Regions from separate parts of the Homo sapiens genome. Here region 1 is linked to region 2. Evidence: chromatin contacts called from ENCODE Hi-C data. All regions are on one chromosome and are shown on one strand. Each heading gives the region's core, a stretch centred on a gene start or an enhancer-like site at or near the end of the contact. The rest is flanking DNA. Distances are from core to core; before and after follow the strand shown.

Region 1 (2,700 bases), core at 165-2,664, 170 kb after region 2:
GTCAATGCATTTGTTTCCCATTTTGTAAATGCCAGATGGCAAACCAGTTTCCTTTCTTCCTCCGCCCTGCAAAATTGGCTGATTCCAAAGCACAGCGTCTTTAAATGCACAAACATTATTATTTTTTTTTTTTTGAGACGGAGTCTCGCTCTGTCGCCCAGGCTGGAGTGCAGTGGCGGGATCTCGGCTCACTGCAAGCTCCGCCTCCCGGGTTCACGCCATTCTCCTGCCTCAGCCTCCCAAGTAGCTGGGACTACAGGCGCCCGCCACTACGCCCGGCTAATTTTTTGTATTTTTAGTAGAGACGGGGTTTCACCGTTTTAGCCGGGATGGTCTCGATCTCCTGACCTCGTGATCCGCCCGCCTCGGCCTCCCAAAGTGCTGGGATTACAGGCGTGAGCCACCGCGCCCGGCCCAAACATTATTATTAAACAGCTACAATGGGTCAGTCCTGTGCTTGTCACTAATCAGGGACAAATGAATAGACATTGAATAAAAGGTTGCTGCCACATGAAAGTTCTAAAGCAAGACATTTAAGCTGACTGTCTGGAGTCTCCTGGCTCCTGAGGTCCCCCTGACTCTTGTCCACTATCCTATGTGGCCATGATTAGCTCTCCTGGGATAGTAGCCTGTTCCAGGTTCTGGGCTGGTAGGGATCAAACACATTTGATCTAAATCTTATGAGCACTCTGCTCTGACCAAGTGCTCCAATGAAAAAGTATAGACTTTTAATTCTAGCTCACCACAAATATTTCCCACAAACATCAAATGAAAGAAAAGGGCAGAAGCAAAGTATGTTAAATATAAGTCTATTGAGTCACTCTCATTAGTCACCCTGTTTTGTTTGTTTTTTTCATTTCAAACCCTATCGAAGTGAATGGAGTCGTTCTTAACCAAGGTAAGCCATAGGGTCCTAAGGACCCATCGTGTGTAATTAATATGAAATGTTGACGATTCACTTGTTGAAATGGCATATTCAATGTGACATAAAATATAAATGAACCTGAAACTACATGGATTGCTGCAGACTGTAGGCCACTCTGAATGGGTGCTTTTTGTCTGAAGTCTATTTTTAATATATTTTACTATATATCAAGCAATATTTAAGCACTTTACAAGTATTGTACTACCTGATTCAATCTCTGTAACATTATGAGAGAAGTACAACCAGTATCCTCATTTTACATATTTAAAAAACCAGGCCCAGAAAGGTTAAGTAACTGCTCAAGGTCACACAATTAGTAAAAGAAAGAGCTGGCTGGGTGCAGTGGCTCATGCCTGTAATCCCAGCACTTTAGGAGGCTGTGAGGTGTGAGGCTTACTTGAAGCCAGGAGCTTGAGACCAGGCTGGGCAACGTAGAGAGACCCTGTCTCTACAAAATAATTTAAAAATCAGCTGGGTGTGGTCGCACATGTGTGTAGTCTCAGCTCCTCAGGAGTCTGAGGTGGGAGGATCACTTGAGCCCAGGAATTGGAAGCTGCAGTGAGTCATGATCATGCCACCACACTCCAGCCAGATGATAGAGACCCTGTGTCTAAAAAATAAAATAAAATAAAATAAAAGAGCTGAGATTCAAACCTTAGCAGTCTAACTCCAAAGCCTAGAAATGTATGGACTCTTATGTGCATTACTCTAAGCTAATAGTTCTCAACTGGGGACAATTTTGTCACCCAGGGAACCTTTGGCAATGTCTGGAGAAATTTTCGGTTGTCACAACTTGGGGGAGGGGATTCTACTTGCGTCTAGTGGGTAGATACCAGAAATGCTGCTAAACATCCTATAATGCCCAGGATAGTTCCCCACAACAAAGTGTCTGGCCCAAATGTCAGTAGTGCCAAGGATGGGAGAGCATGCTGGTGTGCTAGTCACTGATGCTCTTCTCCCAGTTTTACAAGTTCTTCCTCCAGGCATATGGTATAATTTGCATTTCTTAAAGTTGGTGTAGGCATATATCTTGCTTGGGCCAATGTAAAGTTGCTGCACTTCTAGACAAAAATTTTAAAAGCCAGGGCATAACACCATGTATCCTTTTTTATACTTTGGTCACCTTGGAAGTCTTAGAAACACAGAGATGGGACTTCCCTCTGCCTTCGTCCTTATGTGAGGATAAAGCAGAAGAGAACCTTAAGAATGACCCATGACAGAAGCTTCCTGAACTATAAATACTGTTTGTACTAATAGTTTTAAGCCGTTGAGATTTGGAATTGTTTCTGCAGCATAACTCAGGCTACCCCAACTGATGAGGACTCCATCCTCACATAAGTACATATGTCCCTGTCTCATGTAACCTGACTCAGGTCTTTCTACTCATTTCCCAGGTTCCTCACAAAGGTGAATGATTTCCTGCTGCAAAGACTGTGAGGCATCATTTTTCCAATTAGAAGTGTTGCTTTGTCATTGGACTACATATATCTGGATACCATAATGATAATGGACTTGCTTCCCTTTTAATTTCATGGTAAGCCTCTGACAGAAGTTGCATAGTAGTTGTTGTCATAACAACCATGCAACTCAGATTTTCCAAATTAAAGCACATACTTGCTAGTCTCACTATACCTCAACTAGCTCTAGTGAGGTCAGAATGACTAACATCATCAAACCTAGGATTACACGAACCTTAAATCCCAGGAGGTGTGGGCAGCCATTAGTCAGAGTATTCAACTTTATTCACAAATTTTCTTGATGCTTAAGAAATCTAA
Region 2 (2,700 bases), core at 152-2,651:
ATGACTTGAGCTGGAATATCACTCTCTCCTTCCCTCAGACTGCAGTTTACATCATCAGCTCCCCTGGTTCTCAGGCCTTTGGACTCAGATTGAATGATACCCCTGGCTTTCCCCAGCTGCCAGCTTGCAGATGGCAGATGGTGGGACTTCTCGGCCTCCACAATCACATAAGCCAATTCCTTATGATAACTCTCCTTCTCTTTCTCTCCTCTCCCCTCTCTATTTTGAGCTGATTATTTTGGGAAACTGCAACCACAGGAGAAGCTCTGAAAACAGAGTGGAAGTTACCTTATCATCCACATTACCCCAGGAGGACAGGATGACTCTAAGTCACTGGAGACAGTTATCCTTTATTGATGGAGAAGGCACTGACTTAAATCTCCATAACAAATCTTACTCTTATTTGCCAGTTTTTCCTGAGCATAATCAACTTTCCCTACACCCTTCTTTTTGTTTCAGCAGACATGGCATTTAAGTGTGAGTTCAAAGCCACCTCTTTGAAATTTACCAATTTCTCTGGGTATCTCCCTGTATACTACACGAGGTATACATGTTAATAATCTTCTGTTTATTTGTCTCTTTTTAATCTGTTTTTTGTTACAGTGGCCCATCCCAACTAAGAATTATGAAAGATTGAGAGAAAATTATCTATTTCCCTACATTTATAGTAATGTAAATAGCATAGCCACTCTGGAAAATATCAGTTTCTTAAAAAGCTAAACACTTGGCCAGGCACAGTGGCTCACATCTGTAATCCTAACACCTTGGGAGGCCAAGGCGGGCAGATCACCTGAGGTCAGGGGTTTGAGACCAGGCTGGCCAACATGTCAAAACCCCGTCACTACTAAAAAATACAAAAATTAGCTGGGAGTGATGGCAGGCGCCAATAATCCCAGCCATTCAGGAGGCTGAGGCAGGAGAATGGCTTGAACCTCGGAGGCGGAGGTTGCAGGGGGCAAAGATCGCGTCACTGCACTTCAGCCTGGGCGGCAGAGCAAGACTCTGTCTCAAAAAAAAAAAAAAAAAAAATAGGCCAGGCACAGTGGCTCAAGCCTGTAATCCCAGCACTTTGGGAGGCCGAGGTGGGCAGATCACGAGGTCAGGAGATCGAGACCATCCTGGCTAACACGGTGAAACCCCCTCTCTACTAAAAATACAAAAAATCAGCCGGGCGCAGTGGCAGGCGCCTATAGTCCCAGCTACTTGGGAGGCTGAGGCAGGAGAATGGCATGAACCCGGGAGGCGGAGCTTGCAGTGAGCCGAGATTGCGCCACTGCACTCCAGCCTAGGCGACAGAGCGAGACTCCGTCTCAAAAGAAAAAAAAAAATTCTGATCCCCGAATGCTCAGGGAGACTGATTTGAGTAATAATGAAACTCTGGTCTCCCACACAGACAGCTCTGCATGAATGACTCTTTCTCTGTAGAAATTCCCCTATCTTGATAAAACAGCTCTGTCTAGGCAGTGAGCAGGGTGAACCCGCTGGGCAGTTACAGCATGAGGCAGCCTTGTAGTGATGGCACAGTTGTGTATCTCGATTGTGTTGGTGGTTACAGGAAGCTACACTCGTAATAAGATTGTATAGAAGTACACACGTGTGTGCTTATAAAAACAATGAAATCTGAATCAGCTCTGTGGAGCATTTCAATGTCAATTTCCTGATTTTGATTTTGTACTGTAATTATTCAAGATGTTACCACCACTGAAGGAGGCTAGGTATAGGGTACACTGGGCCTCCCTGTACACTTTCTTTGAACCTTCTGGTGACTCTATCATTATTTCAAAATGAAAAGTCAAAAAAGAAATTGTAGTTGGGCTCTCAAGCTTAGCGTGTGGTCAGTGGGGAACCACACGGGTTCAACATGCGCATCGAGAAGTGTTATTTCTGTTCGGGGCCCATCTACCCTGGCTATGACATGTTGTTCATCCACAACGATTGCAAAGTGTTCGGATTTTGTAAATCTAAATGTCATAAACACTTTAAAAAGAAGTGCAATCCTCGCAAAGTTAGGCGGACCAAACCATTCCAGAAAGCAGCTGGTAAAGAGCTTACAGTAGATAATTCATTTGAATTTGACAAACATAGAAATGAACTTATCAAATACCAGCGAGAGCTATGGAATAAAACTATTGATGCAATGAAGAGAGTTGAAGAGATCAAACAGAAACACCAAGCTAAATTTATAATGAACAGATTGAAGAAAAATAAAGAGCTACAGAAAGTTCAGGATATCAAAGAAGTCAAGCAAAGCATCCATCTTACCCAAGCCCGTCTTGCAGGCAAAGGGAAGGAGTTGGAAGAGAAAATGGTACAGCAGTTACAACAGGATGTGGACATGAAGATGCTTCTTAAACATTTCTGTAACCATTTATTTTATGGACATTTGAAAATGCCCTTTGGAGACTTGGAACTGCTAAATTATTAGTTTATTTTTTACATAAGTTCATTTAAATGAAAAGTGATTAAAATATATCTCTCCTACACTGCCATCTACAAAACACAAGATATTACGGATGTTAGATTGCATCTCAGTATTAAATCTTCACTGATATGTGTACTTATGTAAATCACGAAAATTCTACTTATAACTGTAGAAGTGAATTGTGGACGTAAAATGGTTATGTCATCTGGATAATGGACTAGACAGCATTTGTATAATCACTAATGGCAAAAAATCATGGCTAGTGATGTATAAAATAA

What was found. A loop is a pair of places that touch in the nucleus more often than their neighbours do. Pooled maps may share reads with other maps.
Region 1: a pooled map shows a loop between it and region 2 (14-fold over the local background). The contact joins two enhancer-like sites. A Hi-C loop is called at or near these places in 3 of 37 single-sample maps with no recorded cell type and 7 of 50 pooled maps.

What each region holds. Positions count from the first base shown.
Region 1 is chr18:58,003,782-58,006,481 of GRCh38, forward strand. No RefSeq gene overlaps it. Among named protein-coding and RNA genes, the nearest start is that of NEDD4L, 39 kb to the right of the region's middle. Within about 2 kb of position 1,415, at least 4 of the 41 ENCODE cell types and tissues checked have a DNase peak (open chromatin) inside an H3K27ac peak, as active enhancers do.
Region 2 is chr18:57,836,615-57,839,314 of GRCh38, forward strand. It overlaps the pseudogene RSL24D1P11. Among named protein-coding and RNA genes, the nearest start is that of ATP8B1, 35 kb to the left of the region's middle. Within about 2 kb of position 1,402, at least 3 of the 41 ENCODE cell types and tissues checked have a DNase peak (open chromatin) inside an H3K27ac peak, as active enhancers do.